Regions from separate parts of the Homo sapiens genome. Here region 1 is linked to region 2. A link is a loop called in an ENCODE intact Hi-C map of the cell type or tissue named here. Cell type or tissue: endothelial cell of umbilical vein. All regions are shown on one strand.

Region 1 (8,000 bases), 59 kb after region 2:
TTGACACTTTAGTGTTTTCCAAAGTGGCTGTACTACTTTACATTCCCAACCAATAGCATATGAGAGTTCTAGTCCTCCCCATCATTCCCAGAACTTGGTGTAATCAGTCTTTATTTTATTTTATTGATTGAGACAGGGTTTTGCTCTGTCACCCAGGCTGGAGTGCAGTGGCATGATCATGGCTCACTGCAGCCTCAACATCCTGGACTCGAGCAGTTCTCCCACCTCAGCCTCTGGAGTAGCTGGGACTATAGGCGAGTGCCAGCACGCCCAGCTAATTTTTAAACTTTTTGGGGAGACAGGGTCTCACTATGTTACCCAGGCTGGTCTTGAACTTCAGGGTTCAAGCAATCCTCCTGCCTCAGCTTCCCAAAGTGTTGGGATTACAGGTGTGAGCCACAGCACCCAGCCTGATCAGTCTTTTTAATTTTGGCTGTTCTAACAGGTGCATAGTGGTGTCTCATGCTTTAATTTGGATTTCTTTAATGACTAGTGATGTTGAACATCATTTCATGTGCCTATTTGCCATCCGTGTATCTTCTTTGGTTAAGGGTATAATGTATCAATCCAAATCTTTTGCTTATTTTATAAACTCTTTTCTTATTGTTGAGTTTTGAAAGTTCTTTATATATTCTGTATATAAGTCCTTTATCTGATATATTTGTAAAGCCTAAACATGCCTGAAAGGAAGATGTCTTTCCCACTGATTTTTTAAAAAAATTTATTCCCTTAGGTAAGCATTCAGCTCCTCTTTAGCTTCTGTTTTATAACAGCAGAACCACCATCACTTGTCCCATAGTGGGAAGCAAAGTGTGCTTTCCATAGCCAGATATGGGACCCTCTGTATTTGTTGCTAAGACTATTGCTACTTCCTCTTCTGCTTCTATCTGTTGGCTTCTCTAGTTATTTCCTAAACTTGGAGGGTTAAAGTGTCACTTTTAAGTTGTATGACTTGGGCCAGATCACATGTAAGGTCTCTGAGCCTTATTGTCCTCATATGAGAAAGAAGGATAATCACATCTGCCCCTCCTAACCTTACTGGGAGAATTAGATGAGATTATGTATGTGAGAGCATTTTCGGAAACTGTAAAGCTCTGAACACATCCCTGTTTCTGTATTGGTCAGATCCTTGTTTTCTATTTACATATTCTTTACTGGTTATGGCAGATTCTCTCACTTCCCTTATCTTTTCCAACTCCCTGGTCCTTCTCTGGTTCATCTTAACATGTGATCTCAGATTGTCTTGTGACTCATAGAAGGCCACTTTCTTTCAGAGGGGATAATTTAGTCAGGGTGATCCAGACAGGACTGCTAAGCTATTTATACTTGTTTTTTTTCTTTTTGCTCTTATTTTCAAAAGTAACAATTCATGCTCATTAAAAGAAGTCAATTGAAGGTTAGCCGGGCACGGTGGCTCATGCCTGTAATCCTAGCACTTTGGGAGACCGAGGCAGGCAGATCACTTGAGCCCAGGAGTTTGAGACCAGCCTGGGCAACATGGTGAAACCCCGTCATTACTAAAAATACAAAAATTAGCTGGGCGTGTTGGTGTGCGCCTGTAATCCCAGCTATTCGGGTGGCTGAGGCACAAGAATGCTTGAACCTGGGAGGCAGAGGTTGCAGTGAGCTGAGATTGCGCCACTGCACTTCAGCCTGGGCGACAGAGATTGCCTCAAAAAAAAAAAAAAAGGTTAATAATCTCCCCTACTAAGTAGCCAATACATATGTGCATATTGCTTAAATAGGAAAATTTTTTAAATTTTTTTTGTAAAAAATAATTTAAAAGTAGGTTACATATTAACCTTAATTATTTATAAAAAAATTTAAACAATTTTTCCTTTTTAAGCAATATGCACATATATTTTTCCTTCTACTTTTGTAAATGAAATAGTCTATGAGATCTTATATATTACTCTGCAAACTAATCTTTCTTTAACCTAGCAATGTCATATACAACTCAGTACATATATATGAGATTCATTCTTCTTTAATAGCAGCATATTATCTATAATATAGATGTATAATAATTTAACTTTTGCATTATTGATGAACATTCACTTTGTTTCCAGATATTTTGTATTAAACATTTTTAATATATATTTTTATACTGGTTCTTTTGTTTCTATCAGATAAATTCCCAAAAGTGGGGCTGCTGTGTCCAATGTACGGTACATCTAATTTTCCTTTTTTTTTTTGTTTTTTTGAGACAGAGTCTCACTCTGTCGCCCAGGCTGGAGTGCAGTGGTGCGATCTTGGCTCACTGAAACCTCTGCCTCCTGGGTTCAAGTGATTCTCATGCCTCAGCCTCATGAGTAGCTGGGACTACAGGTGCATGCCACCACTCCTGGCTAATGTATGATACATTTGAAATATTACCAGAAACTGACAGTTACATTTCTAAGAAGGCATAGCAACTCGCTTCTCAGCAATGTTGTGAGAATGCTAGTTGTCCCCTGCACAATCTCTGCCTCATTTTCTTACTTTCTGGGCATTTAAAATTATTTTAACCTATCCTTAAAAAAATAACATAATAATGGCCAACAAGCAAATGAAAAAATGATTAACACCACAAATTATTATGAAAGTGCAAACCACAATCACAGTGAGATACCATGTCACATCCATCAGGATAGCTACTATGAAAAAAAATAACACGCGTTAGTGAGAAGTAGAAACCTTTGTGTACTGTTGGTGCAAACATAAAATGGTACAGTTGCTATGGAAAACAGTATGGTGGTTCCTCAAAAAATTAAAAATAGAACTACTGTATCATCCAGTAATTCCCCTTCTGGATATGTATTCAAAAAAATTGAAAGCTGATCTCAAAAGATATCTGTACAGCCATGTTCATAGCAGCACTTTTTGTAACAGCCAAGAAGTAGAAGCATCCCAGGTGTCCACCGACAGATGAATGGATAAACAAAATGTAGTGTGGGTATATATATACACTGTACAATGGAATTGTTATTCACTTTTAAAAAGGAAGAAAGTTCTAACACATGCTACACTGTGGATGACCCTCAAGGTCATTATGTTAAGTGAAATAAACAAGTCACAAAAAGACAAAATACTGTATGACTCCACTTATATGAGTTATCCAGAGAAGTAAAATTCATAGAAACAGAAAGTAGAATGTTGGTTGCCAAGGGCTAGAGGAGGCAGAAATGGGGAGTTGTTTAATGGGTGTAGTTTTAGTTTTGTAACGTGAAGGCGTTCTGGAGATTGGGTGCATAACATGAATGTATTTAACACTAAGTAACTGTACACTTGGAAATGGTTAAGATAGTAAATTTTGTTATGTGTTTTTTTAAACCACAAAAAAAAAATCTACGAAAAGAAAAATAACTTATGAAAAAAGTAATAGGTACTCTTCAGTCATTGAGCTCCAGTTACATGATAGGCACTGGCACTTCCTGTGTATCATTTAGTCTTTATAATAACCATACAATAGCTGTTCAATCAATGCTTGTTAGATGAAAAGGTGTGCCGTTTAAGGAAAAAGTGAGACAGTATAGAGGACATTAACTGATTTTTATTGGAGGATCCTGACACCCAGTGGTCGTTGGTACCTGTAACACAAAGCCCTTCAGAGCAGGCTACATCAACAGTTACATTTTGTGAAGCTCCTTCTAGATTTCAGTGAGAACTGACAGCAAAGGTTTCAGTTTAGCAAGAAATAGACACATAATCAGAACCAGGCTTAAGGTGATTCACAACAGTAGTGATGGAGTGTTTGGAGACCAGTGATAGAAACACAACACTGGGAATATCTCCCTTTGAAGACAGAGATTATACTGCAGTCACTTCTTCGATGACATGGCCTTCACCAAACATTCCTGTTTTATTTTCTTGCCTTCTTCACAATGTTAATGTTTTCTCTATTTTCTTTTCCCTTGCTTAGTCACTTGTGTTTATTTTCTCTTTTTGTAGACTTTCATTTGTATACCTATCTATTTTGCCTTGTAATATGTCTGCAGTGACTGGTAGGCTGAGTACTGGCAGCTGAGAGGCTGGACTAAAAGGAAAGAAACAGAGTATAGGAAATCCATTTGGGATGATTCTTCAGATAAGTTAAATTAGCCTCAAAGGAAATTAATGGTTTTACAGGTTGAAGTTGTTAACTGGAAAAAGGTTTCAATCCTATTAAATCAAACCAGGATTGAAGATAAAAGACCTTTGATCCATAAATTATTTGAGAGCTAGGAATTTCAGTATGCTTTTACAGTGTTCATGCTTTTTAGTATATTTCAGAGTAGTGAACAAAACCAGAAGGTTTTTTTTGTTTAACATAAAAGGAATGGGGCTCCCAAATTTGGTGCATGCTCTTCCAAGTATTATGGAGCCAGGCTGTTCTTTTCTCTCCAGGCACTTGGCAGACAGAACCGCTGAGCTGGAGCGAGTAAATAGAGTCAACCAATGCTTACAGGAGGACTGGGAAAGGAGTGCTGCGATGAAGAAGCAGCGAGACCTGGAGGACAAGGCTTTTGAACGGTAATGCCTGATTGGAACCCCAAAATTCTCCTGCTCCTTGTGGGACAGCAACAGGTTTCAAGTGGAACTCCACTTGATTAGCAGTGGCTGCCTAGAGAACCTTGTGGAGAAAGCAAGTCTGTATTCCATGGGAAATACTGCCGTGATTGATTAGAAATGTCTGTTACAGACATGGGATTGGAGAATGCTGAGTTGTATGCTAGGTATTTACTAACCGTGCTCTAATATTTGCCTCTGCTTAGGGTGGCTTTATTTGCTTTTTGTGGAGAGTGAAGATTCTCTTTGGAAATAACTATTTGGAAGTAGGGGGAGTGAGTTTCCAATCTGAACGTTTTCAAGGCTTAGAGAATCGTTATTTAAGAGCAGGGTCAGGGGTTGTAAGATTGGCAATTGGAAAAGTAAGATGCCTATTATGGAGCCAACCAAGAGCATCTTTCTGAAATTATTATATGCCTGCCCAATCCTCAGCTTAAATATTCACATCACTACTGTTGTATTACATCTTGAAAAAAAATTAAAATACGAATGTAAGGTATGATTTTATAGCATGTTAAAAATGTGATGAAACAGATCAAGTCTATACAATCAAGTTATTAAAACCCAAATATACCAAAATAATAGTTTAAATTGCCAATTATCAGTTTTTAATCATGGATAAAATTTGTAGAATGGATCTTGATCTGTAACTCTCCTTTTCCTTTTAGGTTTTCTTGTAAAGCATTTCTCACCTGTCTTTCTAATGAGTAGAACCCATATTTTGTGACAATGAAAGTATGAGTGATGACGTGGAAAATAGGTTCCAAAGGAGAAGTGGACTCATTTGGCTTAGAGAAAAGGAGAGGAAAGGGCAGTTGGGGATTTCAATTTTCTCAGTGATTTGGGAAGGCAGGTAAAAGTCAGTGAGATTAATGCCAGGGAGATTTTAGTTGTGTCTAGGAAGAGTGCTTGGCCAACATGGTGATAAAGGACTGAGGAGACACAGGAAATAATGTTGAGTGGCAGGCTAACAAATCTACTCCTGGTATATCGTGGAGCAGACTTCTCTGAGGACCTAGGCCAAGTGTGGACAGAGACTTGAGCACGCAGCAGTAGCAAGAAGGAATTGGTTGGCACAAAAAGAAAATAAAGCAAAAGTAAAACCAAAGTCCATATGTATGCAGTTAGCACATGATACTCTGTTCCATTACCAAGCCAGGTAGGTCTTCCCCTGCTCACTTCCAAGGTAGTTTATTCTTTTTTCTTTTAAGACTGCCCTTGATAATCCTTTTTTTTTTGAGATGGTGTCTCACTCTGTCGCACAGGCTGGAGTGCAGTGGCGCGATCTCGGCTCACTGCAAGCTCCGTCTCCTGGGTTCATGCCATTCTCCTGCCTCAGCATCCCGACTAGCTGGGGCTACAGGCGCCTGCCACCAGGCCTGGCTAATTTTTTGTGTTTTTTAGTAGAGACAGGGTTTCACCGTGTTAGCCAGGATGGTCTTGATCTCCTGACCTCGCAATCCGCCCGCCTCGGCCTCCCAAAGTGCTGGGATTACAGGCGTAAGCCACCGCGCCCGGCCGATCATCCTTCTTAAACAGAATTCTGGCTGGATGCCATGGCTCATGCCTGTAATCACAGCACTTTAGGAGGCTGAGGCAGATGGATTGCTAGAGTTCAGAAGTTTGAGACCAGCCTGAGCAAACATGGTGAAACCCCATCTCTACCAAAAGTACAAAAATTAGCTGGGTGTGGTGGTGCACACCTGTCATTCCAGCTACTCTGGAGGCTGAGGTGGGAGGATCGCTGGAGCCCAGGAAGTCGAGGCTGCAGTGAGCTGTGATCGCACACTCCAGGCTGGTGACAGAGGGAGACCTAGTCTCAAAAAAAAAAAAAAAAATCCACCCATGGAGAAATTTTGATGGGGTAGAGGAGCACATGAGGGACTGTTTTGCGTAACGAAGAAAAACCATCAAAGGGGAAAGTCAGTTACTACTGCCTCTTTATTTCTGCTTTTAGTTGCTTTTGTCTTCCTCTTTGTCTCCACTCCCTCTCCTGCCCTTAACTCTCCAGAGGCTTCTGGCCTCCTGGGATAGTTCATTGTAAGTCCTCTCAACTCTCTGCTGTTGTTAGCTGATAACCAGCAACTTAATGGTTGATCTGCCTCTCAAATACTGTCTCCCAGGAGCTCAACAGGTAGAGGTGTAATCCACGTGGGAAAGCAGTCAACAGAGAGGCTTTGGAGCCACTGTCTGCTGGCTGTGTGACCTTCGGCAAGTTCTCTGTGGGCTTGGGTGGTTGAGGCTGGGGAGGGGTAGGGTCAGACTGTTGTGAAGGCACAAGTCGTGGCTTTTTATTTAGTAGAGAACGACAAGCCAGCAGAAGTCTGGAAGCAGGGGATGCCAGGATGGGGTGAACTGCAGCATACAGGCAGAGAACGCAAGGTGTCACTTTTCTTTTGTGTACCTCCTGCCATACCAGCTTCCAAGTTGGGCCTCCAGGAACTCCAGGAACCTGCTGATCGGCATTTGCTCTCCTCTCCTCAGGGCTTCAGACAAGCTGTTTCTCCTAGACCAGTGTGAGAAGTATCGGCGCTGCAAGCAATGCCAGAGGCGCACCTCCAACGTGGGCGAGAGCAACCTGTGGCCCCTGAACAAGTTCCTGCCTGGCTCCCGGTTGCTTGTGTAAAACTCAAAGTTTGGCTCTTCGTTTCCCGGGGAAAGTTTTTATCTTTTACATGTTTGGGGGTGATTGTGAAACTGCGTATTTTTACCTCAGAGAAAAAAATCATTGTTTAGGTTTGGTGCTTTCATTAGATTGCTTGTTAAGCCCTTATTGAATTCACTCCTGCTTTCCTCCCACCCCCAATTATTTCCTATACTAGTTTCTGATGGCAGTGAAGGTGTCTGAATGGTCCTGAGGGCTAGAACCTGCTGCACAGGGGCTGGGAATGGGATCCAGCTTCATTATGGCTGCTGGGGTGCTGCTGACCCAGCCCTGCTGCTGCTCCATGACTTTGTGTACAAAACTTTTTTCATCTGTAATGAATAGTGGCAATAATAAATATTTTTTAAGCGCCTGACTGTGCATGACAATTCATAATGGTACATTTTACCCCTCCCTCTTCCCCCAGTCCTAGACTTTTCCAGAGGGGTATATGTGTGAATATCACAGAGATGGGTTAGACTATTTACCCCCAGGAGGCCAGAACAATGCTCCCTGAGTTTTCTCATTGATGACATACCTGGGACTTTAGTGGGCCTTCCCAAGATATCATTCCCTTGTCCAGCTATTTCTACACCCTTGGAGTAACTGTGCACTGTGAGGTGAGTCTCCCACTACTTCACTTGCATTCATTCTTAAGCTGTAGGTGCTGTTCAAGAGGACTTAACTCCCTGTCAGAGGACTGACTTTCAGTTAAGGTATGGCTGTTCTCAACTAAAAACTTTCTTCGTTTATCTTCATACTTTTGTAATGCCCAACCTTGTTTTTACTAACCCTGTTTTTAGACTCTCCCTTTTCCTTTAATCACCTA
Region 2 (8,000 bases):
AATAGGAACTAGGCAAAGTGGGGCTGCATTCCCAGATGGTTAAGGCATTCTTAGTCCCAGGATGAGATAGGAGGTCAGCACAAGATACAGGTCATAAAGACCTTGCTGATAAAATAGGTTGCACTAAAGAAGCTTGCTAAAACCCACCAAAACCAAGATGGCAATGAGAGTCACCTCTGGTTGTCCTCACTGCTGCAATCCCACCAGTACCATGACAATGTCATGCCATGGCAACATCAGGAAGTTACCATATATGGTCTAAAAATGGGAGGCATGGATAATCCACCCCTTGTTTAGCATATCATCAAGAAATAACCATAAAAATGGGCAACCAGCAGCCCTCAGGGCTGCTCTGTCTGTGGAGCAGAGATTCTTTTATTCCTTTACTTTCCTCATAAACTTGCTTTCACTTTATGGGCTCGCCTTGAATTCTTTCTTGTGGGAGATCCAAGAACCCTCTCTTGGGGTCTGGATCCAGACCCCTTTCCTGTAATAATACCCTTGTAAACCAAAAATAAAATTCTAAGCCACTCAGCTTACTGAATGGACTCCTTTTGGCCAAGGGGATCCCAAATAAAAAACTTGTTAAGGCCATGATGGGAAGTGGAGGTTGAGGCCAGACATGCTTTGTTATGCCCTCCTCCCTTTGGAGTTAAGGCACAACTGACCAGCATTAACATTAAAACAGAAATCATAAGATTGATAAAACAGACTGTTGTTAGTAATAAGATACCCAACTCCAGCCTGACTCTGGTATAACATCACATGACAGCGGCCCTAAAGGAAATCAAAGTATTTTATCCCAAAATATATTTCTTTGACGTATTTTGGAATGGCCCTGCAAAGCTGTCTCCTGTGGGGGAAATTTGCATTCTTTAGAGAATCCCCTTCTCTTTACAAGTCTTTTCCTAATCCAGGAGAGATTTAATACCTTTTAAGGTCTGACAGACATTTATTATCTATTCTCCCAGAAGCCTGTTACTTACAGGCTTCATCTACATAACAAGAACCTTGGCTTCCAGGTGGTGAGGTAGCTCGTGCTTGTAATCCCAGCACTTTGGGAGGCCAAAGCAGGTTGATCACGAGGTCAGGAGCTCAAGACCAGCCTGGCCAACATAGTGAAACCCTGTCTCTACTAAAAAATACAAAAATTAGCCAGGCATGGTGGTGTGTGCCTGTAGTTCCAGCTACTTGGGAGGCTGAGGCAGGAGAATCGCTTGAACCTGGGAGGCGGAGGTTACAGTGAGCCGAGATTGCACCACTGCATGCCAGCTTGGGCAACAGAGAGAGACTTTGTCTCAAAATAAATAAATAAATAAATAAATAAAATAAAAAGAACCTTGGCTTCCACAACCCCCCTTATCTTAAGCATTTCTTTATGTCGACTTCCATTTCTCAAGCAAAGCTTAATCCTTTTAATCGTCAATCAGAAAATCTTTGAATGCATCTATGACCTGGAAGAACTCCTCCACCCACATCCCCCACTCTCTGCTTCAAGATATCCTGCCTTTTATACCTTACATGTATTGATTTATGTCTTTGCCTATAACTTCTGTCTCTCTAAAATGTATAAAACCAAGCTATAATCCAACCACCTTGGGCACATGTTCTCAGGACCTCCTGAGGCTGTGTCACAGGCCATGACACTCATATTTGGCTTAGAATAAACCACGTCAAATATTTCACAGAGTTGGACTTTTTTTTTGCTAACACCCTCAAGCCTCAAATAACAAAAGCAGTCCAATAAAGCATTGAAGTGAGGACCAGTTGTTACAGGAGAGGGGTCCCAATCCAGACCCCAAGAGAGGGTTCTTGGATATCATGCAAGAAAGAATTCAGGGCGAGTCCACAGTGCAAAGTAAAAGCAAGTTTATTAAGAAAATAAAGTGGTGAAAGAACAGCTACTCCATTGATAAGAGTAGGACGTTCCTGAAAGTCAGAAGAGGAATGCGTCCACCCTAGGTACAATGCTTGTATATACGGGGAGATGTGCTCTGCTACAAGGGTTTGTGATAAAGGATTAATTTTCTTAATTACTATATTTTGCAAGAATTGATACTATTATCTTTAAAGCAAAATCAGGAATGCCTTTCTTCTCCAGATATCAGGATATCTGGACACTCCCAAGTCTGGGTCTGTTTAGGAAACATTATTAATTTGTTCCCTTAACCGTAAACATTTAGAGGCTAGGAATGCCTCATTTTCTGAGAATGCAGCCCAGCAAGTCCCAGTCTTATTTTCCTAGCCCTCACTCAAAATGGAGTCACTCTGGTTCAAACGCCTCTGACACAGTGACTGAGTATGCCCTTGGGTATGCCCTACTTATTTTCTAGTGTCAACTCTTTCGTTGACAGTTTCTCTGTATTTCTGAGAAAGGGATATCCCAGGGAGTCAGAAAGGGAATCAGCCTTACAATCTCTCCAGCTACTGACACTTCTCCTCTATAGTGAGCCACAGTGAGGGGGAGGCCAGTCAGCAGCCATATGGAGTGGGGTTCTGCTTCCCTGATCCAAATAGGTTGTTTTCTCTGTGTACAAACTAGACCTTTATAGAGCTTCAAGCTGTTCTTTACTAAAGAGTCAAGTGAACATTCCTGAGTCACTTGGAGTCCATAGGCAGAGATCAGGCATTCAGCTTTTGGTCTAGTCTCTCCCCACCTCTAAGCAAGAGGAAGGCAGAACCTCACCTCATAAGCCATCAGATGACAGGCTATCTCAGGAGCAATTCTCCGTTTCTTTTACACAAACCACCCTTTAGCCCTCCGAATAAAGTTTCAGCCCCTAGTTTCTTTTGCATTTCATAGATTTTCTTGCTTAATATAGCCACTGGATGTACACATGTATTCTTTCTGCTTTTTTGTCTCCATTTGTCTCTTCAGGGAGAGAGATTCTGTAAAGACTGAAGAACAGGGGGAGTCCACTGAGTGCTTTCCAGCTGCAGCTGGTTTCCCCCTAAAGTACCACAAATCAATGTGCCATTATGAGGATTAATTGAGGATTAATTTTCGTTCCATCACTCTGCAATCTAATCTACATTAGAAACATCTAATCTTCCTATTGACATTTGTCCTTTCCTTTTTCTGGTTTCCATTTCAAAGGACCCTCACATTAACGGCACATGGCTCTACTTAAGCAACCTGGTTAACTAAAGCTAGGATTTAAATGTTTCTCTTTAATCCTCAAGTTTATTCTCTGATAATGGGGTGGAGGGGTGGATAGTCTCCTTTTATGCCACCACACTAGTTGGATATTTAGTGGTTTTATAAACTTGTAAGCAGACAAGGCCACAGATATTGATTTGGACTAACTGAAGCAGAAGGAAATTATTGGAAGACTGTTGGGATGCTCAGAGTGATGGGAGCTAGGACAATCAGACCTGGAAATGGGCAGGAATCAAGAGGGATCTGGGGGATTGGCCATTAGGAACCCAGGCAATTTTCTTAAAGCAAGATAGTGAAAAGTGCATACCATCCCTGTGGAAATAACTTCCACATTTTCCTGCTGTCTGCCTGTCAACAGCTCAACAGTCTGAGCCCCAGAAAGAGCATCTGATGACTGATATTGGGTCACATACCTGGCCCCTGGTCCTGCAGAGTCAAGGAGGGCAAGGATCTGTTTCCTTCGGCTTTGGTAATGGAATGTAGTCACCAGGAATGGCAGCCCCACTAAGATTACACACAATGTAGATCTGTGAATTCCAAAAGGAAATGTGGAGGCTCTTAGGGCAGCCAAAACAAAACAAATGCCAACCAGAACTGTTTTTTTCTTTTGAGGTGGAATCTAGCTCTGTCACCCAGGCTGGAGTGCAATGGCACGATCTCGGCTCACCACAACCTCCGCCTCCTGGGTTCAAGCCATTCTCCTGCCTTAGCCTCCCAAGTAGCTGGGACTACAGGCACACGCCACCACGCCAGGCTAATTTTTGTAGTTTTAGTAGAGACAGGGTTTCACCATGCTGGCCAGGCTGGACTCAAACTCCTGACTTCAAGTTATCCACCTGCCTCAGCCTCCCGAAGTGCTGGGATTACAGGCGTGAGCCACTGTGCCTGGCCAGAACTGTGTTTTCAGTGGGCCAGTTGAAATGTAGGAGAAAGAAATTGAGAAATAAGGATGGAAGGAAACAGGGAGAAGGGTGGTAGAAAATGGAAGTGAGCAAGAAAGCAGAAAACATTCACTCAAGAAAAACTGTTCTTTGGCAATAGGTACATCTCTATGCAAGTCAGTGTGGCTTTTTTCCTCTAACATGATTTTAAAAGCTCTCTGAAAGCTCAGAAAACAGAAAACACATCTTGGTGACCTAGAAGTATAGTCATCTTCTTTCACCACCAGATGGTGCTTTATGTATAGAATGGAGGACAAGGATCCTGAGGACATTCCCAAACACTTGCATATTTAGGAAGCTCTTTTACTTAACAGTGATTCAAGAAATATTGGGGAAATGCAAGCCCAGATGAGGGACGCCTAACCTAGCTATACAGATAGGCAGGGGAGGGCGTCCTTAACCACAGTTGAGGCTTGCACCCAAGGACAGGATAGAGATTGGGAGGGGAATTCCAATTTAAGAAAGAACCACCAGAAGTAGAGAGGCTTAAGAAAGCACATTGCCTTCTAGGAATCACAGGTTGTAGGCTGGGAATGGACAGTATTTCAGGTGGAGGAAATAGAATGAACAAAGGTGTGAAAAATGTACAAACAGATTTGGATTTAACTATGGTTATTCAATTGTTTAGCTTATTATTGGGATTGTCTCAATTCTGCATCATATGACCTGACCTTGGAAAAGCGGGCCATCTGTTTAGGGTAACAACTATGATTCTATCCCTCAGAATACTCAGTTTTCCTTAGCCAGTCCTTGCTCTTTAGCTTCCCCATTTTCTTGTCCTTTTCTGTGCTAGAGGTGTATTGAAACTGATGCATTGCAAAACTGGTATTACATTAAATACACTGAACCTCAGATGCTTATGGAACACTTACACTATTTATACAGAAGAATAAGCAAAAGTGTCCAGGCACGGGGGCTCATGCCTGTAATCTCAGCGCTTTGGGAGGCCGAGGCGGGTGGATCATGTGAGGTCAGGAGTCTGAGACCAACCTGGCCAACATGGTGAAACCCAGTCTCTACTAAAAATACAAAAATTAGCAGGCTGTGATGGCAGGTGCCTGTAATCTCAGCTACTCGGGAGGCTGAGGCAGGGGAATGGCTTGAACCCAGGAGATGAAGGTTGCAGGGAGCCAAGTTTGTGCCACTGCACTCCAGCCTGGGCAACACGGTGAGACTCCATCTCAAAAAAAAAAAAAAAAAAAAAACCAAAAAAAAAGAATAAGCAAAAGCTCCTACCCTATAACACTGATGCATTCTGTTTGCATTTTATTCCATGATTTACACAATAATTATATATTGTATCCTTATGATATGTCAGATACTGTGTTGGCACTTTACATATATCTCACTTAATCCTTAATACCATCTGGAAATAATAAACATTTTATGGATGGTGAAACAGAGACACAGAGAAATCGAATAGCCTGCTCAGGGTTTCCAGAATAGCAAAATTAAAGGCCTAGGGTTTAGTTTTCCACTAAAGATTCTCATGGCTGGCTTCTTCACGTCATTCAGGTCTCTGCTCAAATGTAATCTTAGAGAAGCTACATTAATCCATCTGAAATAGACACCTCACTGTGCATCCAATTGTCCTGCCTTATTTTTCTTTGTAACATTATTATATTATTTATATTTGTATTGTCTGTATCTCCTCCTAGACTATGATCTCTGTTAGGACAAGCTCTTGGTTGTGTTTGCTGCTTATTACCACACTACCCAGACCAGAGCCTGGCACATAATAAGGAGCTCAACAAATTTTTGTTAAGAATAATTGACTCTTAGACCCAAACTCTTAGCCACTATGCTATATTTTGTCCCTAGATGGGATTAAGAAGGTTTACATTTTGAATATCCTGATACCAAAGAGCATGCTGCACAAAGCCTGTGCATGGAATGTGCCAAATAGTATGTAAACTGCGCCAGACGCGGTGGCTCACGCCTGTAATCCCAGCACTCTGGGAAGCCGAGGCGGGCGGATCACAAGGTCAGGAGAGTGAGACCATGCTCGCTAACTCGGTGAAACCCCATCTCTACTAAAAAAAATACAAAAACTTAGCCGGGCGTGGTAGCGGGCGCCTGTGGTCCCAGCTACTTGGGAGGCTGAGGCAGGAGAATGGTGTGAACCCGGGAGGCGTAGCTTGCAGTGAGCCGAGATCGTGCCACTGTACTCCAGCCTGGGTGACAGAGCGAGACTCTGTCTAGAAAAAAAAAAAAAAAAAAAAAAAAAAAAAAAAATATATATATATATATATATATAGAGAGAGAGAGAGAGAGAGAGAGAGAGAGAGAGTATGTAAACTGCCACTCTATACTCTTAAAATTCGAGTTTAATTTACACACAGTAAAATAAATAAATCTTAAGTATGTATGTATTTTTACAAATGCATACACTTTTGTAACCACCAATCATATCAAGATACAGAACATTTTTTAGCCTCCAAGGAAGCTCTCTTGTAGTAACTCCCAGTCAATACTCTACTTTGCAGAGATAAATATTCTGACTTCTATCAAATAGGTTAGTTTCTGGGTCTTAAGCTTCACATAAATGCAGTCATACAGTTTGTACTCTTATGTCTCTCTTCTTTTGCTCACCATAATATTTTGGAGATTTATCTATGTTCTGTATATCAGTGGTAGTTTATTTTTTTATTGTTGTGTTATATTCCATTGTATGAATAAATAACAATTTGTTTATACATTCACCTGCTAGTGGATGTTTAGGCTGTTGCCAAGTTTTGGTTATTAAGTATAAAGCTGCTTTAAATATTGTTGTAAAAGTTTTTACAGACATATGTACTTCATATGTTATTTTAGGGGGTATATAATTAGGAACAGAATTGCTGCATCATAAGGTAGATGTTTGTTTATCTTTCTTTTCTGAAGAGTGCCTGTTCAAGTGTTTTGCCCATTTAAAAAGCTTTCTTATTGATCCGTAGAGTTATTTATGTATATAATCCTTTAACAGATATAAGTATTGCAAATATATTCTCCTACTTTGTAATTGCCTATTCAATTTCCTGCTAATGTATTTTGATAATAGAGGTTCTCAATTTTAATGAAGTCAAATTTATCAATTTTGTCTCTTAAGGTTAGAGCTTTTTCTGTCATGTTTAAGAAATCATTGTCTACCCCAAAGTTATGAAGTTATTCTGTTTTCTTCTAAAGCTTTCTGTTTCAGATTTCACATTAGAGAATATGATCCACCTTGAATTAAGTTTTGGATTTGTTGTGAGTTAGAGTTTATTTTCTTTCCCATATGGATATACAGTTGTTGAAGTACCATTTAATAAAAACACTATCATTTCCCCATTGAATTGTAGTAACACCTTTGTTATAAACTAAATGATGTATATGTAGAGGGTATTTCTGGACTCTGTTTTGTTACATTGGCCTATTTGCCTCTCCTTGCACCAATACCACCTTGTCTTAATTACTGCCGCTTTATAGTTAGTCTCGAAATCTGATAGTAAAGTTTTCAACTTTATTCTTCTGAAAGATTATTCTTGGCTATTTTAGGTTCTTTGCATTTCCATATAATTTAAGATTTATCCTGTTGATGTCGACCAAATATTTTATGTGGGTTTTTATAGGTTGGGTTTGCATTGAATCTACTTATCAAATTGGGGGAAATTGACATCTTATCAATTTTGAGTCTTTTGATTCATGCACATGATATAGCTCTTCATTTATTTAGGTCACTTTTAATTTCTCTCAGGAATATTTTGTAGTTTTCACTATTAGCCTTGTGGAACTCTTCTTAAATTTGTTCCTAAATATTTGATTTTTTAATGTTACTATAAATTACATTTTAGAATATTTCATTTTCTGATCATTTCTTGATAGTATATAGAAATATACTTGGTTTTCATGTGCTGACTTCGTATCCAGAGAGCTTGCTA

Evidence for each region. Peaks named below come from ENCODE experiments on the same cell type or tissue, not always from the same donor. Only the 100,000 strongest peaks of a DNase experiment are listed, where the experiment ranks them.
Region 1: it touches region 2 in a loop (9-fold over the local background); 10 of 110 quality-filtered maps call a loop at or near these places.

The regions. Positions count from the first base shown.
Region 1 is chr11:86,415,563-86,423,562 of GRCh38, forward strand. It overlaps CCDC81 (coiled-coil domain containing 81), which reads left to right. Exons shown (of 15, transcript NM_001156474.2): 14 at 4,366-4,491; 15 at 7,012-7,544. The coding sequence ends at 7,153. Among named protein-coding and RNA genes, the nearest start is that of CCDC81, 45 kb to the left of the region's middle. In endothelial cell of umbilical vein, no CTCF peak of the experiment used is centred here; no DNase peak of the experiment used is centred here.
Region 2 is chr11:86,356,641-86,364,640 of GRCh38, forward strand. It overlaps LOC105369421 (a long non-coding RNA gene), which reads right to left. Exons shown (of 5, transcript XR_007062826.1): 3 at 3,574-3,687. Among named protein-coding and RNA genes, the nearest start is that of CCDC81, 14 kb to the right of the region's middle. RefSeq lists an enhancer at 9-543. In endothelial cell of umbilical vein, a CTCF peak has its summit at 4,323 (motif pointing right); a DNase peak (open chromatin) is centred at 4,341; H3K27ac peaks cover 302 bases.